Regions from separate parts of the Homo sapiens genome. Here all the other regions are linked to region 1. Evidence: chromatin loops called from intact Hi-C (ENCODE). Cell type or tissue: dorsolateral prefrontal cortex. All regions are shown on one strand. Links, peaks and the distances in the headings refer to the core of each region. The heading gives the core; the rest is flanking DNA.

Evidence for each region. Peaks named below come from ENCODE experiments on the same cell type or tissue, not always from the same donor. Only the 100,000 strongest peaks of a DNase experiment are listed, where the experiment ranks them.
Region 2: a loop joins it to region 1, with 17 times the contacts of the local background. A loop is called at or near these places in 93 of 110 quality-filtered maps.
Region 3: a loop joins it to region 1, with 3 times the contacts of the local background. A loop is called at or near these places in 6 of 110 quality-filtered maps.

Annotation. Positions count from the first base shown.
Region 1 is chr6:1,375,807-1,386,429 of GRCh38, forward strand. All of the region lies in intron 1 of FOXF2-DT (FOXF2 divergent transcript), which reads right to left. Among named protein-coding and RNA genes, the nearest start is that of FOXF2-DT, 8.3 kb to the right of the region's middle. RefSeq lists enhancers at 2,255-2,768, 7,964-8,743, 8,744-9,523 and silencers at 6,032-6,131, 6,242-6,291. In dorsolateral prefrontal cortex, for the core only: CTCF peaks have their summits at 6,194 (motif pointing left) and 6,398; a DNase peak (open chromatin) is centred at 6,195; H3K4me3 peaks cover 3,185 bases; H3K27ac peaks cover 3,326 bases; H3K27me3 peaks cover 4,000 bases.
Region 2 is chr6:792,953-803,575 of GRCh38, forward strand. No RefSeq gene overlaps it. Among named protein-coding and RNA genes, the nearest start is that of EXOC2, 110 kb to the left of the region's middle. In dorsolateral prefrontal cortex, for the core only: CTCF peaks have their summits at 4,736 (motif pointing right) and 4,939; no DNase peak of the experiment used is centred there; H3K27me3 peaks cover 359 bases.
Region 3 is chr6:619,063-629,685 of GRCh38, forward strand. EXOC2 (exocyst complex component 2) reads right to left here. Exons shown (of 28, transcript NM_018303.6): 5 at 368-481. Among named protein-coding and RNA genes, the nearest start is that of HUS1B, 33 kb to the right of the region's middle. In dorsolateral prefrontal cortex, for the core only: a CTCF peak has its summit at 6,022 (motif pointing right); no DNase peak of the experiment used is centred there; H3K4me3 peaks cover 551 bases.

The DNA.
Region 1 (10,623 bases), core at 4,670-8,669:
ATATAAAGAAAAACAAAAAATAAATCATGGCTTCATGATGACTCTCATGGACCAAGGCACTTATGCCTTCATGGGTCACTTCATCCCCAAAATATTAAAAATCGCATATTTTTGAAGGTGTTACTATAAAGACAAATATATTAATCTTACTTAAAAAAAAAAAGAAGTCATTTAAATGGCAGTCTTGAAGGTAACTTGAATGATGCATATGAACTCCTTGGCATTATTTGAGTAACCTTATTTCCTCTATTTTCATCAATTGAAATTCCACTTTTAACTCAAGGTATAAAAGTGAATTGCGCTATGTCATTGTGCTAGGAGAGTTTTAAAAAATTAGAAAAGTGAATGAAAACTTGAAGAAAAAGTGCAAATAATAAAGGCCAGAAGAAATGTTTTCAAGTGGTGTTATGACACTGCCAGCTCCAATTCTCACTTTGTAGAGACATCCAAAGTCTAGACATCAATCAGTTTTGGCCTCAAAATAATATCCTAGTTAGAAAGGGTTCAGGAATACATTATAATGAATTTGAGACACCCAAAATTGCTTATTATTTTTCCATTGCTATGAAATTACACATTCTGGTGTTAGCAAATAAAAACAAAATGAAACAAACAAAAAGAATAAATTTATTCTCCAGTCATGCTTACCTACTCTATACAGCTATATTCTTTCCCTTTTTATTAAATTCCTATTGCCATAAAATGCTTAACTCAACTGCATATTTTTTGTAACTGATTTACAAATGGAAAGGTTTCCTGTCTTGGATCTCTTCTGAGAGCCCTCCAACTGCAGAAAAGTTTTCCATAGGTAGAAACCACAAAACAAAAGAAGTTTATTAAATTCCTTTTTAGCCGAGCTCAGTAAGGCAGATTCCCTCAGGCCAATGCCAACATACGCCCTTCCACCTACACCAAGCATCTTACCAGAGATGGGTGATGGATGCATAAACCTTCTTTCCAGATGGAAAATTCTCCTAAAGAGAATCTGCCACTCCTTGCCTCTTTCGCTTGTCCCTTTCTCTGCCACCAGCACAGACTGTCATTCTGTCCCCTCACTCAGACAGGCACGGCTACCCACAGGTTCTACAGAGTCCCCTGCCTCCCTCAGCCTCCATCCCCAAATCCTGTCTGCCCAACTGGCCTGCTTAGCTTTCCACACCCATTTTGTTCCAAAACATGGGTTTCTGGAGGTTTTGTTTATATTTTCGGGTCCCCAAACAGCCTTCCCTTTCAAGGGAGAAAAAAAACTTTAGGAGCCCCCCTCCCCTTCTGCTGAATGAAAAGCTGACATATGGTAACCGCTCACAGCTTCTCAGGTGCTTGACATATTTTATAATAGGTCTAGAGACTTGAAGACTAAATAGGTGAATATCTGGCTCATCAAGCAAGTCAGTCTTTTTTATTTTTTTATTTATATTTATTTATTTGTTTATTTTTCGAGACGGAGTCTCTCTCTGTTGCCCAGGCTGGAGTGCAGTGGTGGCATCTCGGATCACCACAACCTCCGCCTCCCGGATTCAAGCGATTCTCCTGCCTCAGCCTCACGAGTAGCTGGGATTACAGGCGCGCGCCACCATGCTGGCTAATTTTTGTGTTTTTAGTAGAGACGGGGTTTCACTGTGTTGCCAGGCTGCTCTCGAACCCCTGACCTCGTGATCCGCCCGCCTCGGCCTCCCAAAGTGCCGGGATTACAGGCGTGAGCCACCGCGCCCGACGGGTCTGTCTTTTTTAAAGCCAAAAACTAGTCACCGCTGCAACACTGTTAGGATGCTGCTGCTGAAGGCCCCACCGGCATTCTCCCTCGCTAACGAAGAACCAACAAGGACCAAACGAAGGGGACATTTGCTTCTCCCAAAAATAGATTACCCATCCAACTGAGAAAATTAAAGGTTGACTCTAGTCTGTGTCCATGTTGATAGGGAAAGTTACTGCGGTACTAAGGTACCGTAGAAGAGACGGCCTAGTTGGACGTAAAAACACTTTGGCCACCAGCCTGGAGGTAAAACCCAAGCTACAAAAGCCAGTAATTAAAAGAAGAGTGAAAATGATCTGAGATAAAAGCTATTTTGTGCGGATCGTTTTAAGAGTTAAGAGTTTATGTGAATGGTTTATTTAAATGGCTATAAAACTGCAAAGGTGTTTATATATGTAAAATATGCATATTGGAGGAAGTCGGCCGGCAGCTTCACCCTCCTGCGGGAAAATGCAAAGTCCATCACCAATAGTCGGTCTACCGCAGAGAAGTCTGCAAATCCCAGGGGCCTGGAACTCTAAAAAGGCCATTCAAGCCTCAGGTGGACTCCACGTTTCTCCATTTCCCTGCCCTTCCGCTTTTCTTTCCTTAACAAGCTTCTTATAACATTTGCGTTTGATGAGGTTCAAGAGGTCACTTCCCCTCCCTCTCCGCCCTCCTCGCTCGGCGGAGCGGCCGCGTCCGGACCCCTTTCTGAAGGCCGTCCAAGCCCGCGGTGCCCGGCGGCGGCTGCGCTGCCTGAGGTTTCGCGCCTCGCGCCCGGCGGCCGCCGCTGCCGGGGCCGGTCTCGCCCACGGTGAGGTCAGCCTGCCCTTCCCTGCCCTGTGCCGCCTCGCGAGTCCTGGAGAGGCCCGCGCCGGCCTCGAAGCAAAAGACGACCGCCGAAACGCGACCGTTTACCGCCTGCTTTTTCCAAGCAAAATTTGGAGACAAGTCCCACCCGGGGAAGAACCTGGCTAAGGGTCGGACATGGAAGAGAAGACGCTAAAACAGAAATTGCCTCCCTGCTTTCCACCTGCAGCTTCTAGACGCCGCCCTCGGTGCCACCCCTCGCGGAAGGCGTTCTCCCACACCGGGGTCGCCACTGCGCCCAGCTGCAGAAAGCACTCCGCACCCCCAGCAATTCGGGGCATGGAGCCGGCGGGGGTGGCGCGGCCGGGGCCTGGAGAAGCAGCGCTGAGTCCGACACCGCCCACCAGGCCCCTCTTGGAGAACTAGACAGGCGACAGCACTCAGGACCCCGGCTGCGGCCGGCGCCGCGGCAGCCACGCGCTCCAGCCCGCGTGCACCTGCTTCGCTCCGCCGCGCTCCCGGCTTAAGCCGGCGGCTCCGGGGTCCTGCCCCGACTTTTCGTACTTTCTCCCTGCTCCGTGCCTAACTCAATTCTTAACCAAATCCTGAAAGCACAGGAGTTTGGTTGGGGCTGGGACAGGCGCAGGGACCCAATTCTCCCCAAGCTCTGCGGGCCACGGCCGAAACCACCCCGGGGAAAGCCGTAGGGGCGCGCCGGCCCACGCGGGACCGAGTTCAGAGGACTCTGCACCGTCAGTTTCAGGGCCGACGTTTATAGAGCGCTTCCCACGTGCCGCACGCGGTTCTAAGAGCTTGGCTTGTATTAATTCGTTTAATCCTCCCAGCAACACTGTTAGGCATTATAATGATCCCAATCGTAGAAGTCAAAAAACCGAGGTGCAGAAACAAAGTAACTTGTTCCAGATCACGTAGGTGGTAAGTGCAGGGTATTCTGGAGCAGGAGGGAGGGTGGAAAGCACAGAAAAAAAAAAATGAACTGGGAAAAGCGTTGACGTGCTTAGTATTTCATACTGCAGGTTCCACTTTCAGAGCCAGGCTGCGAGCCTACAGGGTAGAGTAGGGGTGCCGGGCCCCCTGGTGTCCTGGCGTACTCGGGGGGAAGACAGTCGCCGGCCGCCGGGCTCCTGCCACGCTGTGGCGCGCGTGGAAGGTGAGGGTCCTCCGCTGTCCCGCCGCCTCCCACAGGGCGGCCCAGAGCCTGCATCTTTTGCAAAGGGAACATAGGATGGAGAGAAAGAAAGTCCCGCCTGAAATAAGCAAACGCGGTGGCGGCTTTGCGGTCGGCCACGTCCGCTAGGAACCCGCGAGGCGCCCTTGCGAGCTGCGCAGTCGAGTTTTCTTTCCACTGCACTTTCACGTTCTGCCGGATGGGATTTCGGGGGCAGAAGACTCCTCGAATGCAGACCGGCTGTCTGTGGCTGGACCCCCAGTGCTGCAAAGGAATCTGATATACCTGGAGGAACCAACCTCGAGGTCCAACCAAGGGAAACATCCCCTCTCCTTCTCCCTCTCCCAGAGCTCCCTCTTTGCAGTGGAGCCCTAGAGAACCAACCCACAGCCCGAAAACACCCGGAGACCAGGGACCCCGGTCCTCATAGGCAGGCTCACACTTGTAGACAATGGACCCATATTTTCCTCATTAAAGACAAACCCAAATCCGCCTATGAGAGATTACCCAGGGAATGAGAGATCCCAAGTACCGTGAAACTTAGAGGGTGCCTTAAAACTAAAGTGTTTTTATTGGATTGAACCAAAAATAACTATAAATGTGTGTATGTCAGAATGTTAATACCTTTTTATAACCGTTATTTCACCTTTATAATAACTGTGGGAGGGGGCATCATTTTTTCTTACTTTTGTTTTCCTGATCCCCATTTTACCATAAAACAGAAACAAGCCCAGAAACATTATTAAGTGACTTAAGGTAATCAGGAGCAGGTGCACTTCTCAGACTGTAAACGAGGGCAATGTGACCACCGCATCGCCACTCATCTGTGCAGGGTGGCGTTGGGGGTGAGGGAAATGCTAAGAGCACAACATGGATTGTTGGGGGGCAAAAACAACAAATAAATCAATAAACAACTATTTGTGAAATATGTGTACGGAGTCCTCGGGGCAGGGGGCTGGATATAAAGCCAAACTTATCTCCCATGCTCCGTGGTCCACTCCCCATGACTCCTTCACCTCTCCAGCCTAGTCTGAAATTCTCCCTCAGGCACTTTCAGATGATATGAAAAATTCTTCCACAGCTAGCCACTGTCAGGAAAAAAATGATTTGGAAACTGTTGTACGGTGCACATGGACAATGCATACCTGCAGATATTTTCAAAGGACACGTGCTCTTGTGATACATTATGTTGTCGGGCATATATGGAAGGCATCCTGGGATTAACTCTGGTGACTGAAGGAAACAGCACTCCTTTTCACCGTTTACAGCCACTGCGTGTACCCGGCCTGCAGTGAGAGTGGGGGAGGGAACATTTGCCAGCCTTTCTGGAGATCCAGCAGCCAGAAGAAAGCCAAGAAACTCAGAGCTGTAAGTCACCTGGGGAAATGGAGAGTTCTGTTTGTAAAATACACATCCACAACAATGTCTCAGCCCTATTTTGAAATTCCTCATGGGAAGGTGTGCGTGCATATGCCAAAATGTAATCTTAGGTATGAGAGCTAGAACCGGAGATGTGGAGAGGAGTTACAAAGTGCGCTTTTAAAACATGATGTCTAGATTTCCTCTAAAATATTTCAGCAAGAAATGAAAACAGAAAGATGAATGAAGCAAGTGTGGCAAAACCTTGGTAACTGTTACATGTAGGTGATGGGCGTATGAGAGCGTATACTCGCTCCACGTTGGTATACTATGAAACTTTTTTCGTAATAACAAATATAAAAAGATCCTGCAGCCCCGGCTGAGACGCCCCGATCCACCTGGTGCCTCCCCTTTGTATCAAGCCGGCCCCACAACGACCCCTCAAGCTCCTTCCTGTCTTGCAGACTTCTACCAGGACGAGTTTAGACAGCTGCAAGGGTGTTCTTAAGAAGCTAAAAGAAATGAAAAATCACAATTTTTAAAAATCGCTGTCTTTCTGTCCCTGTAGCCACCGAAAGACGAGGTACTTCCTCAGGGACAGAATGCTGACGCCGCGCAGAGTCGGCCGAATCCAGCTTCTCCAAGGGCGGGCGGGTGGGATGATTTGTTGATTTGCTTGTTTTCCACCAAACCGCAGGGCACCTCCAGGAGCTCCGGGACAACTTACAAATGAAGACACAGAGCCCCCGTCCCTTGCTTCAGAGAACCAAATAACGGAACTGAATGATCGTTTCTTCAGCAAAGCCTAAAGACGCTTGCGTCCCGCGGAGAGGTGCCCACGCGCGACTCGGCTGCCCCCTCTTCTTGCGGGTCCGGGTAGGGTAGGGCGGGAACGCGGGACGTGCCCTAAGCGGGCCAGCCGAGCGCGAGACAGGCGATGCTGCAGAAGCCTGCCCGCCTGCGGGTCACACACCGGCCGGCCTCGGCTGCAGGGGTTGCGGGGCCACGGGTCGCGGGGCGCCGGGAGCCGCGAGCAGGTGACGGCCGCGCCGGGCAGCCCCGCGGGCCGCGATTCCCGAGAGCCTGGCGCCACCCCGCGGAAGCCGGAGGAACTGCGGCTTCTTCCCGCTCCCGCGCGGAGGGGAGAGGGAGGCGCAGCGCGGAGGGGAGAGGGAGGCGCAGCGCGGAGGGGAGAGGGAGGCGCAGCGCGGAGGGGAGAGGGAGGCGCAGCCCGCACCGCGCAATCCCGGGGCTCTGGCGGGAGGGAAGGTGACTTGCGTGGGACGACTCCAAGAGGCCAGGCCCGGCCTTCGCAGTTCACCCACGAGGATACCGCGACCAAGCCACCAAAGCACTCTCTGGCCAGGCCGAGACCCCTTTTCCCCCGGGCCCCAAGAGAAAAAAGCACTTTCTCCTAAAACACGAACTCCCCGCGGAGGGGCCCGGGGCTGCCTGGCACGGGGCAGGGTGTGCGGCTGCCGTGCGGGCGCGGGCCAGAGTCACGTGGAGGCAGGCGGAGAGGGCGAGGGGGCCCCCGTAAATCATCCTGAGGGATTTTTGGCCCAAGTCCCTGTTTCCGAAAGGTTGCGGGACGGCTTTGACGTTGATTATGTAGCTGTTCTCTTTTCAAGTGCGCGCCCCTCCCCACCGCAGCCCGTCTGGTGTGCGAGGATTGTGTTTGAAAGGGAGGAAGCATCCTTGAAGTGGTGGGTGATGGATTGTCTAAACCCTTCTGGGACGTTCTGGGTGGGGGTTTTCGAGGCAGCTCATCAATAAAGACCCCCCTGGAGAGAAGGGGCGGCTGGAGACCAGCCCCCGCCGCGCAGCCCCGAGGCCCCAGGCCTGGAACACAGTCCTCGGTGTGGGGCACAGGGCGTGAGGGGAGGATGAGCTCCCCCTGAGCAGATGGAGATTTCTCCTTGCCTGGGCCGTTTGACCCCCAAAGCCTTGCAGACTGGCCGCGTGGGTGCCATGGGGCGATTTCTTGGGAAAGGAGGGCAGCAGAAAGGCCCGTGGGCTCTCAGCGCCTTGGAGTCAGGGGAGCAGGAAGGGGAGTGGAGGTGCGGACACGCCTCCAGCCACCGTGCTCCCCTAGGAGGATCTCCCTTCAGCCCCTGTAGAACCCTGCATCTCAACCACCCTCGTGCATGTGGTTTACCTTGGCATAGATTTCCAAGCCGCTACAGAAAACCTGTCCACCTCCCCCAAGGTGGAGGCGGGAGTTGGGAGGCAGGGGTGCTGGAAAGGGTCACCTGGCTCAAGCCGACCCCAGGTCTGACGGGCGGAGAGCCTCGAGGGCCACGCCCCAGGCCAGTGGTGTCCTCTGAGGCCGCAAAGCCGACTGGCTTCTGGAGGAGCAGCAGCCTCGGCCTCAGCCTCGGCTGGGAAAAGACGCAGTCGGGGCCCTCCGTGCTCCAAACTTGAACTACTCTGGGTCCCCACGAGGAGGAGGCTGCCCTGGGGTCAGAAACTCCGACGGAAATGAAGGGGAGGGGGCGTAGGTTCCCTGGCACAGCTCGGCCTGGAGAGGCAGCCTGGGGGCCCAAACTCATCTAGGGCGCGCCCGGAGCTTCCCCGGCCTCTCTTGGCCCATCGCGAACGAGCTCCCCTCCCCGACTGGGTCGGCCTCGGGCGCCTTTCGCCTTCGCAGGCCGCCGGGGTTCCGCGGAGGGCTTGTGTCCCTCCCTCCCGCCGCCGCAGCCCGCCCGAAGGTCAGGCCGCATCCGGGGCCCGGGGCCTTTGGCCAGGCTGCGGGGAGGGGTGGGGTTGGGGGGCTCCCCAAAGCAGCTTCTCGGAGGCGGCGTCGGGGCGCCCTGAGGTCCCTAGTCGGCCTCTGGGCGCCGAGCACGTTTTATTTATCCCCACAGAGGATGCTGGAGGACAAAAGAAATATTTGGACGTCAGAGCTGATTTATATTTTTGGAAGAGCTACGTTTCCTTTTCTGAAGAGAAGCGAGCGCGCCCCATATCCTGAGCTCGGCGGGGAGGACGAGAGGGGAGTTTTGATGCGCCAGGAAGTTCATCTATCGCCCAGGCGCTCAGGACCCGGCGCCCCGCCGAGTTCGCCGCCCTCGGAAATATTTATTTATTTGGGGGAAGGGAGGGCAGCGGGGAGGAGACCAGCCAGACGGGAGAAGAAAGCCCTGCCCGGGCTGGGTTGGGACCTCCAGGGCGCTTCCCCGCGCGGCCGCAGCCGGCCAGCCTCTGGTCTCGGTTGGAGGGCATCGCAGGCGCGGCCTGGCGACCTCCGGGCGCCTTTGGCTGGTGTCTTCCGTAGCCCTCGGCGCGCACCCTCCCGCGTGCAGTGCCCGGAGTGACCTCTTCAGGCCCCGCGGGCGCCTCCTGGGTGGGCCCCGCGGCCCCTCCAACCCTGCCCAGCGTGTGTGCGCGGCCTAGCCATCTTTCTCCCCAGCCTGGGAAGGCGGGCGGGAGGAGGGGATCCGAGGCCGGGGGCCGCGGAGCAAAAGGCACGCGGACCCCTAAACGACCCCCGAGCGTTGCCACAGCCGGGAGGGCGGAGGGAAGGTGTGCAGAGCTCGGGGGTCTCCCAGGACGCAGCTTGGCTCCTACCGGTTTCCAAGGCATCTGCAAGCTCTGTCCTGCGACCTAAAGCATGGGGACGTCCCTTCCAGCAGCATCAGTGGGCGAAAAGTTAACATGCTGAGGGCCACCGGCACCCACACTTGCTTCCAGGAATACTTGCGGTACAGGCTTCCTGACTTATTTTCTTTAGCCGCTGGGTGCCCCCCCTTCTTCCCCCGTTGGGAGACGCAGACCGACTCTGTTCCAACCTAAGCCCCTTCTCTCTGCCTTTTGGACAAAGCGGGCCGCCTCTGCTCTCCACTCACTCCCCGCAACCCCGCAACTCGCCACCCCTAAACGCAGCGGGCTGTAGGCGAAGTCGAAGAGGTGCTCCGCCTGGTACCGCGGCCTGCGCACTGGGATCGGGGCCTGCAGGCCGCTGGGCTGGCTCCTGGGATCATCCCAAGGTTTTGGTCTCGCAACCGAGGGGACCCGCGCCCGGCAATTTGGGAAGTGCGGAAATGGGGTGAGGCCGGTCTTCGCTTGAGGGTCTCGTAGATTGGACCCCTTTTTCCCCCTTCAAGCACCCTCAGACCTGGCCAGTGGGTCATCGAGTCGTGCCCACCGCCCAGGCCAGGAGATCTGGGGCTACTGGGAGATCTCTCATGAAGGTGGCTATAAAAAGAGCCCTGACCGGGACACAAGCCTTTGGAGAGCGGAAGACTCTATCCAAATAAACACTGGGAACTGGGTGGCTGGTGTTCAGGCCCGGAGGTCTGGGGGTTTCTGGACCTAGGAAGGAGAGCAGACTCCAGGAGAGGTGTGAAATTCCCACTCCCGGCCACCTTGCTCTCTCCAACCCCCGCCTCCGCGCGTCCTCCTATTGCTGTTCCCGTCCGCATCTTCTGCTGTTATGTGAAGTTTCTAAAGAGGCCTCTGCAGCGTGCAGGCTGGTGCTCTTCCAGCATTTCCTCAATCACGCTGACACCCCCAGGCCCCAGCACTGAGTTCTCGCCGTCCACATTTAGAAAGGCCTCGCAGGAGTTCGAGAATCCTCTACACGACTTAACTTTGCGCCTAAATACAGAGCGAAAACAGGGGTCAGTCTCATTTTGAATTGGGAAGAGGCTTCCCTCCTCCCGGGCCCAGGCGGAAGGCAGGGAGGGGTGCGTCTTAGATGGCCGCAAACAGTGCGGTGCGGATGCGTCTCTCCTGTCGGTGACTGGTTTAGTCTAAGCCATTTCATGTGAAACCCACGAAGCAGAGGAAGCATGCTAAGAACACAGAATTTAAACCGCAATAATGAGGAGATTTCCTAGAATAAAACGCCGATTACAGAACAAAATCGGAGAAACCCAAGCTTGTTGAAGTTTACATTCCCTTGCGCTGGGGCAGGGGTGGGACCTAAAGGGTTGGAGGGGAAAGGAACCCGCAGCCCAGACGGGACAGTCAACCAAAGCGGGATGGAGAGAGGACCCATCGCGGCGGAGGCTGCATAGTTTTGGTTAACCAAGGACTGCCTGGGCTGATCTAGACTCATTTATATGAACCATACCTTCCCTTCCCGTAAGAAAAAAAATGTCAAGATTCATGTTATTTATAGGGAGTGAAAGTGAGTGAAGAGCTCACCCCCATAAGAAGGAACCCCAGTAGGGGGGTGGGGGAGCCATCCTAAGCAAGGCTCTGTTTCAGAGACAAACACAGCTTTCCTTTTAAACCCTGTCTGCTAACCAGAAATTAAGGTATTCCTCCCAGGGATACAGAAATTGACATAATTTGCTATCACATACATTCTTACTCAAGAGATTTGTATATATCAGTGATTAAAACAAAGCTCAGAGAGGCTTTGCTGTAATGCAGTGGAAGGAACACTGACTTTGGAGTTCCAGGCCCAGGCTGCTGGCCAGCTTTGTCACTTGCCCCAGCGTGACTTGTAGCCAGTCACCCAGTCTCTGAGCCTTAGTTTCCTCACCTCAAAAGGAGGATGATGATACCTGGGCCACTTGGT
Region 2 (10,623 bases), core at 3,136-7,135, 580 kb before region 1:
ATTCTGAAAGCTCTTGACAGAGGCTTGGTCATGGTACAATGAGGAGACAGTAATTTGTTTTCATTTCGGGAAGGAAGTGCGGCGTTCCTGAACAATGTGCCCACTTACGATATTTTATTTTCTTGGAAAGAAAAATAAGTTACGAGGAAAATCTGTCTGTTTTCATCCATTGCAGCACATTATCTCTTTATTTCTTAACCAAGACAAGAAAAGAAATCACGGTAACAATCCAAAATAATTATGATCCCAAACGTATTTATATTTGGCTTTTTGGGATTTGTTTCTGTACGTACATTTTAATATGTGCCTGAAGTTCTGTCTGAAATTTCACTTCTCACCAAATAAAGAAGGCTCACCAGGAAGCCGGGGAAGAACAGGAGAAGCTGAGAAGCCGTCGGACTCCTCCATCCTGCCTCCTTCCAAAGGCTCCCAGCCCCAGGCCAGCGCCTCAGCAGGCATCTCCTTCCAGACCCAAACCAAGCACAAGTGCCTGACCCCACGCTCTGCTCTCGCAAATGTCCCAACTCTGCTTCAGAGGAGAAATGGAAGAATAAACAGACTGTGAGATGCAGACAAAGAACTAATGTAAACCAAGGCAACGCTGTGCATAGAAACGCAAAAGCAAGATTCGCTCCAGGAGTTTCATGCCACAGGATGGTCGACGGCTGGAAACAGGGGTTTTATTTTCCCACCACCACATCCCGATCGGAGCATCCCTGCGGGGCGTTTTAGTCCTCCGCACAGGCTTAAGGAGCGCCAGCACGTGTGTAATAAATGACATTCAATTTCAACTCCGCTGTTAAAATGGCACCAATGGCAACTGATGTAATTTCTTTCTCACTTATTTTTTTTTTTTTGTATTTCATTTGTAAGTTTTACCACTTAAAAATGAGGCATTTGTAGATCATAGAATCTAGGAGTTAATACGAAGTTTGAAAGCCTTTTATGGGTAACATTTACTTAAATATTTTGCCCATTACTCATATTCCATTTTTTGTTCATGTATTAGTTTATTTAATAGAAAGAGTTTATTCAATGTTTACCTCCCATAGTTTACTTTAGAATATCTCTGGACCCTTACATCTGGTCATATGCTGCTTATTTTCTTTAAAAATGGTATTTCTAAATTATTTTGTGACTTTTAACAAAACTGAAATGAATAAATTGCATCAGTTTTTGCATATATGTGCACATCAATTCATATAGTTAGAGGATTATTTATTATATGTGTAGGACGCATGTAGCATGAATTTGTGAGGTGCATTCATGACCTGGAGTGTGTAAACAGAATGTAATGATAAGGTTCTGGGTTTATATGCCCCAATAACTGGACTTTTTCACAAATTAGTAGCAGATTTGATTAGATGCCCACTGAATGCAGGCAGTTGCCAAATGGTTTTTGGGATGGTGGCTTTATTTGTGTTCCTCTATGATAACCCTCCTTTCTTTGGGAAACTGTGTACAATTGGGGGTGGGTGATCCACTGGACAGGCACGGGGTTGGGGGCGGTGCTGAGATGACCCTGCAAGTCCAGCGAGTCTCAAAGTGGGTAGATCCGATTTTAGGAGATGATGGTTTAATCTGCCTGAGGATGACATCTTCACGGGAGCCTCTGCACCAGCCTCAAGGAGTTTTCTTTTTCAAAGGTCCTTTCCTTCACATGTTATTTATCTGTTAAGGGGACAGCAGGGAGGAGAAGTCTCTGAGCCCTGCATTGGACCTATTGCCTGAAGTATTGTCAGTCCCCAATCCTCTGGTGCCATAGAGAGGAAAGAGTAAGATAATGAAACTTTGAGGTTCGAACTTTGCATTTTGTAGTAAAAAATAGGTTTCTTAATATATGTGATTGTAATGGCATACAAGGCTTTTAAATTCATGTGCATATAAGATAAATTTTAAATATTCTTAGAGGGTTTTCATGAAATATCACCTTCACATATTTCATCAGTTCAGTACAAAATGCAAAAATGTCTATTGTATAAAACGGGAGATTTAATCACGACCACGTTAGGAATCTCCCCAGTTACCCCTGGGAACACAGCCCCCCAGAGTGGAGACATGCTTAGACTGCCATCTGTTTCAGCATCCCTGTTTCAATGCTCCTAGTGATGGATTCCTGTCCAAGACATAGAAGCAGGTAACAAATCTAGACTGATAATAAATGGAAGCTGCAACCATAAAACCCCAGTGCAGATACAAGAGACTCTCACTGCGTCTGGCAGTGCCTCATTACCTTGTCAGTGTCAGGATGTGGCTCCAGATTTCCTGCTGCAATGAAATTATATTGGGGCTATCGCTGGAGCACACGGCTGGCCAGCCGCAGGAGGGTGGGGGCTTGAAGGGGGGCACATGCTGCCAGATGTTCCGCCGGAGTCTGTCTCTTTTAAACTTGCTTCACCAAAAACTCTCCCCTACCGATTTCTAACATCCCTACTGCTTTAAGGAAATGCACTTGGAAACTGCTCTTAATTTGGCTGTGTTTGTTGCCAACAGTCTTTTGTCTTGTCTTCCTAACCTCTGCATAGGGGAGCTGATGAGCAGAAGGATCCGATTTCAGCCAAACATGTGTTTCACCGTATTGAAATGTGTGCTGCTTAATAGAGTAAACACCAATATATCTGAGGGCCAGGAGACTGAATTAACTGATTAGTATCAAAGAGTGCTGGGGCCGTAAACGGTAATTGGCCACTTTCTGAGAAAAGGTAGAACTCCTTTAAGACAAGGTCTTCCATTCTCATTAGCCCCTTACAACTAGAAACTATCATTTAGCCTCACCAGGCCAAGAGAGTAAATGATTCTCCAATTTTGTATTCCTTTTCTTTGGATAGGAAAAATGGGTTGAGCTAACTGCTTACAAATTGTAAAAAACAAGTAAGAAATGCTTATGACACATTTTGCCTATGTTTTATGTTTCTCTTTGACTTTTCAACGAGGTAAAAGTAGGATCCAATATCAGAAGGAGAAAGGTCACCTACAATTAAGTGAATGTTTAAAAAAATACAAAAAATGAGGGAAGCTAATAGTCTACATAGGTTTGAAATATATGAGAAATTAAAGCTGTTTTATTTAAGAAGCAAAGCTTGGATTAATCTTCCAGGTAATGATAAAGAAGAGGGACTCTTACTCAGAATTTTTTTTAAATATTAAGATGTGTGAATCTGTACATTCTGCAGAGGTACCTGCAATCGTGAGTATTGAAACATACTAAATATGGGAGTAATAATCCATATAGGTCCTCCTTCATTTCAGTTTTCCATAGACCACATGAGTTCTGATAATCCTGAAAACGATTTGCTCTCTTCTCCAATGCTGAATGAAGACTACCTCATCCCTTCCTTCTTGCTTCTAACAGCAGATCAGATCTCCAGGTTCGAAGTTCCTAGATGTGCTTTCTGATCCTGGTTATTCTTTGTCAGCCTTCAAAGCCAAAGCCTTACTGACGTGCAGATCCAAGGAAAAGTTTCTTTCCTCATTGTGTGTTGCCTATGTTTATAACCACATACACACATAAACATGTAAACTCTGCATTTCAGAAAGCAATGATTTGTTATCCATATCTTATCTATACATTTCTGCTTTGACATTTTATTAAAAACATAAAAATGAGTACGGTAACCCAATTTGAATCCTTTAACTCAAAAAGTTTATTTATGTATACATAAACTGATTAAACACTTTTTTTTTTTGCCTTAGGAGGTACATGAATATGTTTTAAAATCTCCATAAAATAGCACAAGGTGCTCTGTGTAAACTTACCCAGAACATACAAATAATTGTAAAATAACTGAAGGGCTAATAAAATAAACTCATGTATCTGCTGTAAATGTTATTTCTTCTTCTTTTTTCTTTTTTTAACCAGGAAATAAATTAACAGTAATGTGTGTTAAATCAAACATTCGCTTTTGAAGAGTTCTCAAAGTTTCTGCAAGATAAAAACCATTTCTGGTGACAATGGTTTTAAAAAACAGTTAAATCTCTACGGATAATTTTAAGCATAGATTTTTTAAAGCACTAGTTCTAGGATTATGGAATCTTATTAACAAAGCAGAAATAATTTTAATGTTTATAAAACTGGAAGCACTAATCTGTTGTATTATGAAGGGCATAGAAAACTATTTATGAATTTATTTTCTTTTTCTGTCTCCTCTATTTTAAATTAAAATAGGAAATTTAAGATTAGGAAAAACTAGTAAATATCAAAGTTTCAATTTTAAACCCACTTTAAAATTGAGAAATACTCAAAGAGCAATAGATATGTTAAATAATTGTACTAAAAATAATTTTCACAAGCCTCTAAGCCTCAGAGGGACTTTATTGTTATTTATACATGTTTTGTATTTTTATATTTCTTTTTTCTCTTAGTAGCCTTCACACATTGTTTTAATAAAATCTTCATCTCATGCATTTTATTCTTCTAAACAGTAATAAAACAGCTTTCAGATTTTATGGTTTTGTTAGGATTGAGATGAAATGCTATCAGATTAAGCATTTTCCTTGTGAAAAATGGAAAGTGTTAAGTAAGTAGCACTTTGGACAGGGTTTTAACAACAGCTTTAGGAACAGCCTGCAGCTTTATAATTTCTAGGAAAAGAACAGGATACATACACATAGCAACCAACTTTAATTACATTTTATACCCATTAATAGTCACGTGCTCTATTCATTATTTTAAAATTTAAGATAGGAAAAGCATTTCAAGGAACTGATTTTGAAAGCACACTATTACATCCTGCCAGCAGGGGTCACAAAAGCATACACAATGGCTGTGGAACAGTTCATTTCTTTTCAGAGAGCACCTTCCAGTACAGCCAAACGTTTATCCGCTCCCGAGGACAACATTACAACCACATCTTCAAAACTGGGAAACATGAAGTTTGAACTCACTGAAAAGTCAGCTAGATTACTGAAAAATAAAAAAGAATATAGATTTGAATAAATGCTTGTTTTAGGTCTTTAAAAAATGACTTGGATCAGTTACAAAGGCCACATATATTGTATGTTCCCATTTATACAAAATGTCCTGAAGAGGCAAGTCGATGGGGATGGGGGTAGTGGGTGCCCAGGGCTGGGGGCTAGGTGGAAAGGAGGTTTGAATGGAGGTGATGGCTGAGGGGCTTAGGGCTTCTTTTGGGTAATAAATATTCTGAAATTGATTGTGGTGATGGATGCACGACTCTGTCAATATACTAAAAGTCACTGAATTGAACGCTTTAAGTGAATTGCGTATTATAAAAACGACATCTCACTAGAACTGTTTCAACAATGGCTTCACACATACGGCACTTTAGAAATCTGTATGTGGAAATCTCCAGGTTTATCTGCCTATGAGTGTTGATGGGTTTGGGGATCATAAATTACAATATGTCTTAATGATTTACGTTTTTGTCAATGACTTCACTTCAAATAAAGATAGATTAATTTACCCCAAACAGTTTATTGGGAGCTCTGGAAGGGACAGCAGTCAACCAGGAGAAGATCCTTGGAAAAGGACGGCCCTCAGAAGGTGTGGAGCTCCAGGCTCCGAGCCCGACTCCGCCAGGGGCCTGCAAGCTGCCGCTGGGCAGGTGCTTAACCTTTCTCCATTCATTTTTCCTGTTTGTAAAATGTGGGGCTGAGCTTTCTCCCTAAGGTGCTGTTTTAGATCTACAAATTCCATTGACTCTTCTCAGGCTGTTTGCTTATTTGTGACTTACTGGAAACCTAGGAGCCTTCCAGTTCATTTCCAGCAAGCTCTGTACATTTACATGTTATCTGAGTGAGGATGGAGAAACAATTTTCTTGTCTAACTTTTGCTAAGCTTGCTTTGGAAGCAGATGTTTGAACCTTTTGCTAAATTACTTGAATTTGGAAGTCTGAATAAAACATTACTTACATTTTAAGGTTTTAATAAAATTAGTTTTTTATTAAAAAGACCTAATTAAACTTATAAGAATTTCCCAAATTGGAACTTTATATGTAATAAATGATCTAGCAAGCAGTCAGATTCATATATATTTAATAAATACATAGCTTAACTGTGCCCCTTTACTTTTTAAACCAGCATTTTTAAATTTAGAAAAGTAGTGATATGTATTTTTCAGACATAGGAACATTTTTAGAGAAACGTGTTTTGAATTAGAGAGAGAAAAATTCCAAATTGATTAACTTTCTACTCTTTTACCTCTCCCTTTATGAAGAAAGATTTTTTTGTGGTTCACATTTGAATTCTCTCATTTCGCTGGATCTTTAATACAGCCAAAAATTGTAACATACTAAGACATTTGTTTTCTTTTCCTCTTCAAGATAAATACTTTAAAGACATCAAAACAAAAAGTCATCTGTCTGGTTCTCCCAAATCTTGTACAATCCCACAATACTCTCTAGCCCTCACAGCATGCTGGTAGGTGAAATTTGTCTTGACGTTTTTTACTTTGCTAGTTTTAACTCAGCTCCGTGAAGCATTGATCTTTTCTTTTCGCTGTCTTATTGCTTACTATGGGTATCCAAAAATGCGAAAAGAGGGTTGAAAACCCCCGAAAGTGTCACAGTAGAAAACGTGCAAGAGCATTGGGGAAACAGTCTTCCTTGCTCACGTGTTTGCATGTGTGTTGGTTTGCTTTTCTTTAATTCATAGAGTCTGACTGCAGCGGTCATGTCTGCCCATCTCTCTTGAGGCTTATTTCTCTGATGTTAAACATTTCAGCTCCTTGAATGTGTGGGGCATCCTCTATTTGTAGGTAGAATCCTGGAACTGGGGAAGTAATTTGAGGCTATCTGGTCATCTTCCCACCTAATAAGACAAGTGCTTTTATCATGCTGATTCTGCATGGAGGACATGGTCTCATTTTCCCAGGAACTAAAGGCTGCTATACTGCTTTTGAGTGGCGAACTCGTTTCATGTTGTCACAGCTTGATGTCTCTTACAACACAGGGTTGCCTCTCTAGTTGTCCAGGGCCACCCATCCGGAGCTCAGGCCATTTAACTCCCTTAACAAGTGGTTCACATCTCAAGAGCCAGGGTGTGTTGGCTTAGGCTGGAAGGGAAGGTCACCACCCAGCACTCGTTCCCTGTCCAGGCTACAAACTGCTCATCTGTCTCATCTAGAGACCAAGCACCCACATTTGTGGGCTCATGGAGAGCAGTGTCTCTGGAGACGGGAAGTCCGGTGTCATAGATCAGGAGGCATCATCTCCAGAGCTATACAGTGAAGGCATTTTAGTACAAAGAACAGGGCCACAGGAGGCTGCTTCCTTTAATAATAAGGCCAGCAGGATGGCATGTTAAACATATCCTGTTACTTTAGGGTTCCAAGCATATCTGCGTTAGGCACTTGCTGCCTGGGATTCCAGGATACATTTGTCAGGAAAAAGTAATCAAAATTCACTCTTTGAGCAGTGAAAAGCTTATGATGCTCTATGGGTTAAGAATTGAGAATATGCTTAGATTTGAGTTCTAACCTCTGATTCCTAATCGTTCATACAGGAAAGAGACTTGGAATTCTGTCATCATGATGAAGAGGTGGCAAAATAGAAACTTGAAGTTGTGTCTGATTCGTTGGATAGGTGTTTGTATAAAGCTCATCTTTGATATGAAGTAGGCTGAGTGGCAATTGCTGGTTGCATCCTTTTGTCTTTTTTTTTTTTTTTTTTTTTTTTTTGAGATGGAGTCTCGCTCTTGTTGTCCAGGCTGGAGTGCAATGGTGTGATCTTGGCTTACCGCAGCCTCCACCTCCTGGGTTCAAGGGATTCTCCTGCCTCAGCCTCCCGAGTAGCTGGGATTACAGGAGCTCACCACTAAGCCTGGCTAATTTTTGTATTTTTAGTAGAGATGGGGTTTCACCATGTTGGCCAGGCTGGTCTCGAACTCCTGAGCTCAGGTGATCTGCCCACCTCGGCCTCCCAAAGTGCTGGAATTACAGGCAGGAGTCACCGTGCCTGGCCGCATCCTTTCATCTTCTTATTCTGCCTTCCAGGTTTTGTGAAGTGAGTGGAGCCTAAACCATGGAAGGAATGAGTTGATGAGTGAATGAGTGAATGAAAGAAAATGTAGACCGTACACAGGCAGATCAATGTGTGCAGACACACGTACACACATACACATTCTACCTCCCGTCACGCCCGGGTGGTGAGAGTTAGGGGAACATGCTTGTCTTGAGCCTGAAGTAGACAAAGAAGCTCCATCCGTGGAGCCTAATTGAAAAGGGGATTTAGGAAAAACGAAGTCACTGAGGCACTGGGGCAAGTCAGCTGACCTCTTTAGGCATCAGCCTGAGGTGTCCTCGTTGGCAGAAACAGAATCTATGCTCAGAGACAGCAAAAAGAATAGACACACTGACATTTTGCAGCCAGGATTAGGGGAACCATTCAGAAGCAGAAATAGTTTAACTATGAATAAGTTCATGAAATAGAACTACAGAAATAATTTTTTCTCACAGGATGTTATGCAGTATGTTTATGTTACAAATTGTAAAACAATTGTGATTTTCAACACTGTCTAATCTTTCATAAGATTCCTCTCACAGTGGCATTCAGCCAGGGCGGTATTATCTGTTTTCTATTTTATTTTTCAATTCTTTGTGCCACAACTTGCCCTAATGTAACTTGGAAGTTGACATACATACAATACCTGTAGGTGTGATTTTTTTTTTAAGGAAGAAAATTGAATTTTTTGGAGCTGCCAGGTGTCTGGTTTCGAACCAGCCGGTCTGGTATTTAGCTTTTTTACTATAAAACAACTTGAGACAATTGTGCATATACTGATGCCAAATATGTTCTAATTCAGCACTCTTCACCACTGCATATGACCTGGATAAATCTCTCATCCCCTAGGTCCAGTCGACGTCCTCAGGTAACGCCCCGGGTACCAAAACTGAGCTCTCCTGGGTCACACTGGGTGTAACCTGAATTCAAATTCTCACCACCTTCCCCACCAGGAAACAGGAAGCCCTGAGAAAGAGAAATATATTCTCTTTCTAAAATTGTGATTCACTAGAGAACATTTTCATTTTTGTAGTATATGGCAAGAGTGTTTTGTGGTAAAGAGTGAATGATAGCTTAATTTTTTTTAAAAGTTTCCATAAATCAAGTCTTTTTTCTTTTGCCAGAAATTTAAAGTGTTTTCTTTAATTTAAAAACATATTAATGCTCTTTTTAGTATTTTCTTGTAAATGTGAAATGTCTGCCAGTGCCTAGTTAAATTAAATATGCATGTACTCATTTACACAGCAGTTCTGCTCCTGGGCTCCTATACCAAAGAAATCACACCTACCTCCATCAGAAACAGGTGTGAGGCTTTTTTTCTGGTGACATTGTTTGAGGAGGTAGGGAGTGGGGACTCAGACATCCGTTCCTGGGTGAGGGGACGGGTAACATGCAGGGAGCGCATGGGCAGTTAGAGGTAATCCGCAAGCTGCAGGCATTGCAGTGTGGACAGCAGGAAGGCACGGTGCTGAGTTTGAAAGGCAGAAATGGAGTGTGTAACACAGTACCATTTACATAAACTAAAAATACATCAGCATGGCTGGGTGCGGTGGCTCACGCCTATAATCCCAGCACTTTGGAAGGCCGAGGTGGGTGGATCATGAGGTCAGGAGATCGAGACCAGCCTGGCCAACATGGTGAAACCCCATCTATACTAAAAATACAAAGAATAGCTGGGTGTGGTGGTACTCCTGTAATCCCAGCTGCTCGGGAGGTTGAGGCAGGAGAATCGCTTGAAACTGGGAGGTGGAGATTGCAGTAAGCAGAGATTGCAGTGAGCTGAAATTGCACTACTGCACTCCAGCCTGGCGATAGAGCAAGACTCTATCTAAAAAAAAAAGAAAAAAAAAAACAGTACGAGGACGGATCTATTTTAAACCCATTAGAAAAGTCGGCTATAGGGAATGGGATGACAGATGGACACAGAAGGCAATCACGTGTCCATACATCCATGAAGTGAGAGACAAGCCTTACGCGGACCAGTATCATCATATGCTGTTACAGGAGGGTACGTAACTTTTGGAACTTTAGGCTGAAAAAGTTCAAATACACATGAAGGTATAAGCATATAAAGATAAATGTGAACATGTTTTGCATACTGGCCTAATTCCAATTTCTAGAGGAAGCAACCATTAGCAGTTTGAAACCATTTGTTGTATATTGTTCCAGACTCATTTCCGTGCACATAGAAAGTCTAATTTTGTCTTTACAGAAATGACATCATGCTATGTCTATCGCCCTGCACTTTGCCTTTTCCACTTACAATTTCATATCTATCCACCTATCTATCCATTATCTATCTATCCATCTGTCATCTACCCATTCATCTTCCATCATCTGTGCACCTGTGTATCTACATATCCATCACCTGACCATTCATCTTCTATCCATTTATCTATCATCTATCCATCCATCTTCTATATATTATCTATGTATCTATCCATCCATCATCTATTATCTATCTATCTATCTATCTATCTATCTATCTGACACCTATCTCTTATTGTTGTCCTTCCATTCCTGTAGATATGGACCAACTTCTTCCGTCCTTCTTTTTCTTCTACTTCTCTCTTTCTTTCTTCTTTCTTTCTTTCTCTTTCTTTCTTTCTTTTTCTCTCTCTTTCTCTCTCTCACTCTCTCTTTCTTTCTTTCCTCTCGACCCTG
Region 3 (10,623 bases), core at 3,537-7,536, 760 kb before region 1:
GTTCCATGTTTTACCCCAGAACTTAAAATTTTTATGTTATTTGAGTAGGGAGAGATCACATTCATACATGTCAGTTTAAGTCCCCAGCTAAGGCTCCATAAATTTTTAATAACCTGCATCAATAATGAAATATATTGAACATAAAATGACAGTAGGAAATGAGAGACCTCTAAAGAATCATCCCATTGCACAAACAGGGAAACAGACACCCTGAGATGTTCACGGGTAAACGCAAAGTCAAAGAGCTCGCAGACCTAAAACCATGTAACTGTATGCAGAGCCAGACCTAAAACTCGAGTTACCGTGTAATTCCATCTTTAGCATCTGAGTGAAACCCTTCACAGTTGACAGTCCCATATCCACTAACCTGGTGTTTGAGTGATTCTCTATAAGATACCAGGCTGCTGAGAAATTCTCACTTGTAAAATCAGCACTCATTCCATGGAATAGCATTTCTAAGTCCTTCTGCGAAAATTTACTTCTGAGGGGAAAAAACGTTTAAAATATATTTCAATGGTTATTATGACAAAAATGGAAAAGGTATCACTAAGTATCCAGTATAACACATATGAATACTAACCATTACAACAATACATATTAATCATACATTACCCAGAACATGTTTGTATATATGTACAAAATATATTTCCCACATCATGGCTGATTTTTCTATCACTTAAACTTTGATTTTATATAGAAAAGATAGGAAACTAGTTGAAATACAGAAATTACATCAATAAAAGAATATAAGGTTTAAAGAGGATTAAGACATCTGGCTGAGTTGACAGTTTTATTAAACCTATCAAAATATGACATCAATCCCCATTCAATGTATAAAAATCAAAATTTGAATACAGTGAAATTCTAAAATATTAAATCACTTTGTTAAAATGATTTTTGTTAAAACCTAGATGAAAGTTGTTTTAAGACATACTAAGAAATCATCAAAGTACTAATAAAACCACATCTAATCACAAAGCACTCACATTTGCGTCCATGTCTAGAATGACTTTAAGAAAAGCTTGTGATAACAACAGGGTATATACATAATCTGCTGCTCCCTCATCTTGCCTACATGTTTAAGACTGACTTCTGGATCAATTCATTTATATATTCGTTCGACTATTAATCAAGTATCGACAATAGATCAGGTTCCATGCTGGGATGCCAGATGTACCCACCGAGGCTCACAACGTGGCAGCCTTTGCTGGCGCCCCCTGCCCCATTTGCAGGATGAAATCCAAGCATGTCTATGAACTGAATCTGCTTGTCCCTCAGGGCTCATTTCTGCCACTCTAGGCATGAAACCTGACGCTTCGGCAGCCTCAAAGGGACTATACTGTCTCGCATGTTGGTCTCCACCATCTTGGGGTTTACTTTGTTCGTCTGATTTGCCGCCCCCTCTAAGATGTGTCCCCTACCCCAAAACACTGGACAAGCCCAACTCATAAGGTATAAACCAGACACAGATCATTTGATAGGGTAGTATCTCTTTAACAGTTACGCAGTGGGGAAAACACTCCTACCCCAAAAGAATTTTAATGTGGGTAGGTCCGATGACTTTGGTATTCTCTGGGAGAGTCTTGCTGTCTCCTCATTACAAACACAGCCTCAATTCAGAAATTAGGCAGCTTAGTTCGTGATCCACACTCCAACTTCACCCAAAGGTAACATTTTTTTCTTCCCTCTTCCCAGCCAAGGTCAATAGTTAATAGGCTGCTTACTCGTTTGGGGGAAAAATGGCAGCTCTCTCGTAGAGGTTAAGGGTGGGATGGACAGAGAGACAAGAATGGAATGTCCTTCGGGGCCTGTGCCTGGTACTGCCATAGGTGGTCTGTGCTCTCTGCCTGCCAGGTATTCGAACCTACTTGAGTCTTGGGGGCATTTTCACGGGTTCCCTAAAGGGCTCTGGAGGACTCCTCCAGCCATGACTCATGGATGCATCTGCTTCCTATTGCCACTCCTCAGCCTCCAGTGGTCTCAGTCTTACCGCAGACACTCCCTGCTGGAGCCCCTCCACGTTCAGGTGACCAGTGCCCATAGGCACAACTTCCAATGGCCTGGAGCCCACTCTCTCTAGCAAGGTGCTTGCACACCTGGACATGGAGAACACCCCTAAAATGCAGCCACCTCTACTGTCCATGCAGGCTCTGTGTCTCACAGCTGCAGGGAACACTGTCACCTGGAGGTCCCACTCACCAGGCCTCAGTGAAGACGGTCACATGCTCTGCATCCTCCCACTTCATGGCCTACCCCAGCTCTCCCCACAGATATCTCTGCACAAACCCTCCTTGCCTCTCTACACATCCTCTCCCTCTGTGGTCCCTAGAAGAACAGGGAATGTGAGCTGCAAAACCAGATCTCGAGGAGTTCCTCTATCAACCCTGCACAGCGAGACGCCACTCACTCCAAAGTCTAATGCCTACTGCGTGAGCATCTCAGCCAGGACAGGGCGTCCCATTCACATTCGGTAACACTGTCCTTCTTCACTATGTTCCTTTTTTGACTGGGTGGGGGATGCCTTGCTTAGAATGATGATAACAGAAAAGAAGACAGATGAGATTTTGGGAGGTGGCACCACTTCCACCGAGACTGAGTCGATCGTGCATCTTTTCTCACTAGCTTCACGAGTTAAAAGATTTATAGTCTGAATCCTCCCGATACATGCATGTGGCATTCATTACTTGCTGGTCCTTTTCACCGGTCAGCAGTCTCTGGGAGGGAGGTGGAGAACTTTGAGTTTTTAGAAGTTTATTTTGGTTTGGATTCTTCATGCTGGTTCTCATACTTTACTTAGTAAGAAAATCCTTTCACCTTTGGAAGTTTTTCTCACTTTATTTATCTGCACCCCATGCCTCCAAGTTAGAGCTTTGGGGGAATATAGAGACTGAGTGGAGGCTTAGGCTAAGCTGTGACATGCTGAACCCCGGCTAAGTGACCCAGAAGTGCCTCCTTCTGCAGTCCTGCTCTAACCGGCAGGCAGCATCTGCCTGGAGCACTGTGTGAGGGATCACGGGCTTTGTCTCAACTCAGCTAGAAAGAATGACATGACCAATTAGTAAGGCGTGTCATCGCGGGCAGAAGTCATGGTGGCTGCAGACCATGTTTCTGTCGACCTTCCTTCTAGACACGGCCATTCAATGTGGTGTCTCACACTTCACTTGGTCAGAGAGTTAAATGGTCTGAACAGAATCAAAATGCGCTACTGGTATCAACTAAGTTCCTACTAACAACAGTCTTCACACCTGATTTAAGTACAAGACATCCTCATCCAGCAGGGATCAAGTCCAAGTAACCTAAGGACACAGCTGAGAAAAAAGAAACGAAAGAAGGCTGAGAAGTCAAACAGCTTCTGTGCCCCTCCCCCACGCCCATGGTGCTGCGCTGTGCCTCGGTGTTTCTCTGCCCATAATCGAACAGGGAATGAACGGCAGTTGCTAGCGTTAAGAGCTGATGATGTGAAGAAAGGATCTGTGACACAATGGTAGCAAGTAACGCAAGAAAGTATAAAATGCAGACACAAAACTCAAAAATACAGCAGCTGCATGCCCTGGAGAAACGGCTAAGAACACACAGTCCCCATGGGTCTGGCAGCTACGTCATACTCCACGTGTTTAGCCAAAATAAAAAATGTTTTAAAAAACAGAATGTACACAGCACATACAGAAAAGGCTCTGTCCTAAACAGTTACAATGCTTAAATTGGTGGTACTGATGGTACTGAACAATGTAAACCAGCAGCTCAGAGCTTTCCATTCTGTACTCCATTTTTAAAATTCCCCTGATACTTAAACTCTGGTAACATCTCACTTACAATGCATTACTAAATTGTTATTTTTACAAATCTAAACTGCTCTCAGTTATATCATAACATAAAGGCCTGATGTCTAGTGGAGGGCTCCAGGAGAGGGACTGTTAAGATTTTAAGAAACTCTCCTACCCCCAGGAGTCCCTCCCTCCCTCATCCTCAGAAGGAGCAGGGATGGGTCTAGCCAGTCCCTAGCAGTGGGGCCCCTGGCCAGAAAGCAGTGGGTCTGGTGAGGTCCCCACTGGCCCTGCACTCCCAGCTCTTCAGCCATGAACATCCCGTGCACCACAGGCCGCTGGGAGGACACGGGTGGCAGAGCCTGAGACTTGGCTTCTGCATTGGAGTGAGCAGGGAGGCCCAAGCCCCTGGAGCTGGATTCTGAGATTCGAGCCCCACCCACCCGCCAGCACCCCTACCCGGATGCGTCGTTCCTTCAGGCCCCTGAACTGGGCCAGGTACAATTTGAAAAGCACTACATCTCTTGGTCAAAATACCACCTCCCCTAAGACGGAGCTGATTATTCTGAGAGTTCTTACTGAAGACATTAAAACTCTTTCACTGATCTTAATTGGAAGACATGTATTGAGACTTATAGCAGAAATCAGCCTTACAAGAACAAGACAGACATTATTTTCAAGATGGTGAAATTCTAACACAGATGTCAAATAATCTTCCCCAAATCACACCATTAAGGCCAGGACTAACCTTGCCCGGACACACAGAGCCTGTTTCTAGTGGACACTGTTGGCTATGACCCACCAATCACCCTGGACCCTCTCTGCTGAAACACAGCCCCCCAATTGCCCCTTAACTGGGGAGAGATCAACCACCATAAGCCAACCGCGCTTGTCATATTCCCCCTGCTCTTGATTGGATAAACTTGTTTTTGAACAGTGATGTCGGAGGAAGGTCTGTTGGAGCACATCTGGGAAAGGTCTCCATACTTTCAAGAAGGGAAACCAAGAAGAGACACCATCTTTCTGCCTGAGAACATCATTATGTCCAGTTTCAACCACAATTGCTAAGGAAATGTGTTTTATGCTAAGGGCAACAGAACAGCCAGCAAACCCAGGCTCCTCACATCTTGGTGACATGACTGACTCAACCAACCTTTGGAGTCTGCCATCAATGAATATTGTATATTATGAAAAAGTAGATTTTATTTTTGTTTAAATCAATCTTAATTGCAGGTGAAGGCATCCTGATTCCATATTCTATTGCAAAATATATGCCTAAATATACTGATCTTTTATGCAAACACCTCAAAAATGTGAAATAAATGAGTTAGAAAAAACAAAAAATGAATACCAATGCCAGAGTCCATGAAGCTCCATGGGTAACACAGCTGCAAAAGTACAGGTGGCTCATCTCAGTATTCCCAACGGGAAGCAGCAGTAATAAGCAGTGGCTAAGAGCACAGGCTCTGGGTTCAATCTCGATGTTTGCTCAATCCACCTGTATAATCTCGAGAAGTTATTCCATTATGAATGGATCACCATACCTTCCTCTTAGGAATGTTTTGAAGATCAGAGTAGATAATGCTTGTGGAAGCCTAGCAGTTTCTGACACATGATAAATGCTCAAAAATGTTATTTGCTATTATTTTTATTATTTATACTTATTTATATCTTACAGACTAATTTCCTAAGTATTATTTGATTCCCATGACAATAACTGAGTTAAATATTTCCATGTTCCAGATGAGGAAATGGCCTCTGAGAGGTTATATGTAAACAGTCGAGATTTGAACCTGGTACTTCTACTGTCAAACAGAGAACCAGAGGGTTTTAGGTGGGAAATACGATCACAACTACAAATCCGTAAAGATGACAATGCAGGAGAGTGCGAAAGGGGAGCTGCTTTCAAATGAAGAGAATTGCTAATGCCCTTAATAACAGTAACAGGAAAGGAAGAGGTAGTATATCAACACAGCTAATGAAGCACGGAGTAAAAACTCTTACGTTTGTTCAGAATAACTGGATTTCGGATTCTACATTTCCAAGTGAAGTCCCGGCTCAGACACATCAGAAAAAGCAACATACGCTCTGAGTACTTCAAACCAAGCCTGCATTTTAAATCCACTAGCACAGAGTTAGGACTGAAAGTGACAGAGACCCTACTGTGTAAACTCACGAAATGTTTTCATCGAGGAATCGAAACACACAGTTTCAGTCACGGACAATTCCTGCCACCCTGAACAGATATGTTTTCCATTAGATGGCAGTGTAAGGTCAGATTTAAACCTTCTAAAAAACAGCTAGCCCCAAGCCAGGAGAAGACACAGGCCTGTGGACTGAGCGAAGAGACACAAACAGGCACGTTCTTCACACTTCAGCACTTGCTTTCCAGTATGAGGACTCTCTGCAGCAATGACCCATGCAGCATGCAAATCAATGGGCCTCCTTCTGAGACAGCCCCAGCCACCCCACACACAGTGAGGCCTGGCTGCAGCGGTGTTATTCCGCGCTTGCGGCAAAGAGAACACACTTTCTTGATTTGGCGGATGGAAGACGGAGGGGGGAGGCCAACAGTGAAAGTGGGCATTGCTAGTTCTTTGTGTGCATGCTACACATATCTCTCGTAGCTTTCAATTTTTACCAACATTGTTTACACTCTGTTGTATTACGTATTATAAGTTTGTTTCCGTTCTTTTTTTTTTTTTTTTTTTTTTGTCTGACCCAGTTTCTGGACTTGAAGGCGTTCTCATTGCCCATCTATTTTTACACAAGTTCTAAAGGTAAAGTCACCTAAGGCTCTTTTCTTCTGCACTCATATTAAGAATTAATTTGCCGTCAGTTTTCCTCTTTTAAAATACAGTCTTCTAAATGTGGTGGGAAAATTGAAATTGGTCTTTTCTTTCTGTTTGAAGCCAGGCCGATTCGAAGAAAATCAGGTTTGCATCGCCCATAACACCCATGTAGAAATAAAACAGACACTAGTGGTGCAACAACTGACTCTTCTAGACAGCCATTCCCAGGTAATAAGTCACAAAAACAGTTGAGATCATATAAAAACAGTACAAAGCTCCTGATTTCTGCCCCTGCGCCCATATACAGACCGTCTCCTACACATTACCCATAAATACCCTCTTGTTAGGCAATTGAGTATTGATTTCAAGAAACAAAGCCTAGCAAAGGTTCTTACTTAACATGAACCTGTTTTTACCTTCCTTTTTGGTTTAAATAGTTTGTCAGCATTACAACTGAAGTCATGCAAAGACCACATATATTTGTGACAACTGCCATCGTAAAGCAGAAATATAGACTTTTTACAAGCAAATCCTAGTCTCAATTCAAAGTGAAGTTATTTTTTCTGAGCAATTAGTAACATTTTTATAAGTATCATGACACTCTGTGTGCAAAAACATCAGTTAAAAATTTAGGAATATGAAGGGTCTTAACAGTCAAAGACAGCCAACAAATGCCACGTTGTTAAACTTGCAGGCTGAAAGAAAAAAGCATGCAGCCTGGGTCCACCGGTAAAATATTTATTAAACTCTGACTCACCCCAAAGAGCCACAAGGCAACCGTACTGTGTTACTCTCACTGGCTTTGCCATCTTCAGCTGAACCGGACACCACACGCAGGGCCCCTCACGTTCCCAGTGTGCACGCTAGACCGTCAGCTGTCGAGAATTTATCACCACAAACTGACTTCTCTCCTGAAGGCTGCCTCCCCACTGCAATCTGATAACTCACTAGGACCACAGCACTCACAAATTCTTCAAACCTTTTTTTTTTTGAGACAGACTCTCACTCTGTCACCCAGGTTGAAGTGCAGTGACCCGACCTCTGCTCACTGCAACTTCCACCTCCTGAGTTCAAGTGATTCTCCTGCCTCAGCCTCCCAAGTAGCTGAGATTACATGCGCCTGCCACCACGCCCAGCTAATTTTTTGTATTTTTAGTAGAGACGGGGTTTCACCACGTTGGCCAGGCTGGTCTCAAACTCCTGACCTCAAGTGATCCGCCCGCCTCGGCCTCTCAAAGTGCTGGGATTACAGGCGTGAGCCACCACGCCCGGCCGCAAACTTTTTTAAGTATGTTTCCACAAACAAATAATACTAAAACCCTATTATTCCTTCAATACTGACATTTTCAAAAAGTAGGTGCTCTCTAGGTTTTTAATTATTTTTTTAAAAGCCCCAAATGACATTAATAAACAGAACTAAAAGACAGTAGGGATCCTGACCTGAGTACAATACCATCCTCTACCAAAGCCTTCATCTGAAAAATAGTAAGTAAATCAGCAAAATAAAACCCACATCAACATTCTACAGTCTGCCTTTCCTTCCTTTTATCTTTCTCTAAAACAAGATTTATCTAACAGAGGTCAAAGAATTCAGTAAGATAAACACAGCTTTCTTGACAGTATCCAAAAAAAAAAAAAAAAAAAAAGAAGCCTGGAAAAGCATTTTTCTGGCCAAAAGCATTATCTTCTCTTGGTTTCTACACCTATTCTTACTTTCATCTTTCATTTTCTTGCTTCCTGGAATCTCTACATCTAGCCTCTCTTTCTTTTGAAAGTCTTTTGCCAAACACTTTCAGACGGACAGAAGGATGACTGGATGTCTGTTCACGGCCTAAAGGGCCCTCCCCGTGTTCCCTGATGCTACAGGATCCGCGCCTTTCTCTGATCATTGGCTATTCTGAGTCTCTATTAGAAAGACAGAGCTGGCTTGTGGAGGGCTAATGGCGATGCCAGGGATTCCTGTCCACAGAAATGCACATCAGGTGAGGATACCACTGGCTCCTCCGAGACGGAGTGACGGTCTTGCATCTTTCGGCATTTCTCATTGCGTATGTCTCCCCTCTGGACTTTCCTTTGGGCTGGATTTAACATCTTATTGGTTCTTTCCTTAATTATGAGTTAAATAAAAGCTCTGACATCTATTTATTTTATATTTGTATAAGAATCATGATTTTCCCTTTTTCAAAAATTATCCTTTAATATTTTACTTTATCCCATGGCTGAGCAAATATTTCTGAAACTTAAGTAACAATCTGTACAGTAACATCAAAATCTGTTAATTTTATTCCCACTGAAGTACTTATTGGATAAATGTACATAATGTTATTTTAAAATTTTAAAACACTTTAGTACCCTGGAATCTTAAGTCATTAAACAAAAACTTTTCCTATGTGGCAGAACAATGAATAGTATATATCCAAGAAGAGCAAAGAATCCTGTAAGGATGAACACTTGTGAGGCACTTGCTATGCTCCAAGTTGTTTACCTCCTCACTTCCTGATTCCTCGCATCGACCCTAAGGAACAGGTACTGCATTGTACACCTGAGGAAACTGAGGCAAAAGGAATCTAAGTAACTTACTCAATGTCATATTGCTAGTAAGTGGCACAGCCCAAGTTCAAATTGAGAGAGTTTTGCCCCACACAAAATCAAACTACCTCTCAGAGAAGAAAAGAACATTTTAAGAAAGCTAAGTACTTTCAGTGCCATTATTCTTCACTGCCATTACCAATCTCATCAAATAATTAACCTGACACTTATTAGGAACACTGCTGTTAGACGCAGTTCAGGCCAAACCACACTGTGGGCAGCAGCAACAGGAATAATAAAGAGATTCAAAGGCTGAGAAGGTGTGGGGAGGTAGAGAGAACAGGGGTGGGGGTAAACACCAAAACAGAAGTTGAAGAAATCACGTTTATGATAGTAAACGTCTGAATGAACCCTAACTGATAATTTTGTCCAAGTCTCATACTAAATATATTTTGTATATCTCCATATTCCTTTTGCCCATGTATAAAACTGGCTCTTGGTTATGAAGAGCAGCTCAGAGGGCCTCCTGCTCCACACTTCTCAGGCAGGTTGGAAAGAGACTGGCTTTCCAGAGCCTTGAAGCACCCATAAGGGGCTTACTATCAACTGCAAGTCTATTCATGCTTAAAACTGTGCTCAAATAAATACCCAACTGTTACCATTATTTTCTAAACCTTCTCAATCTTTGAACTCTTAATTTTGGAGGCACTGGAATCCTTAAACGGCTCTAGAATGACCCATACTGCAAAAATGTTTCAAAGATGTTACCTAGAACAGTCAAAGCTCACGTGAAGCTGCTAAGCCCCAGACTTTTTCAACACGTGCTACTTTCCCAAGACAAACATGCTACTTCCCCTCAGCCAGGGGCAAACCCCAGCAGGTGAAAATGAAACTAATGATCTTCAAGAGTAGGCTTGAAGATTATATATAGAGAGATTATTGGAGAATTTTCCCCATTCCTAGAAAACCCTAAACTAAAACCATGGTTAAAGTATTAACAGTGCTAATTTGTCACTTTTGGTAAGAGTTTACAGAGCAATACTCAGTATACAATTCCATAAGCAGAAGCACTAAGGCCAGAAGATAAATTAGCTGCGATTAACACATTAGGTGAATTGTTTAAGTAGAAAGGCACTAATTATAAAAGTTACTAAAACACTGTACTAGGAATTCAGAAAAAAACTCTAGATTCAGTTATAAGGCATCTTGAAAGATATCATTTACCTGGCAGAATTCTGATGATTAAAGTTAAATAAGTCTGGATTAAGCAAGAATGAGTAGACATTATAGACAAAATTAAAGACCAGATTAGACCTGGCTATTCTAAAATACTTCTAGAAAAATCAAAAAAACAGATTATGTATGCTATTTTGACTTCAGGTGCCATCTACCTATTTAAACTTAACCATCTCTAGACAACATACTAAAGACTTTTCTTTTTCACAAAATGCAAAATCAAAAAACTGAAGAGGTAAAAGTAGTTTTAGCCACAAGTTTTAACTAACTGCAAAGTTTACTTGCAGCATAGCTAACAAGGC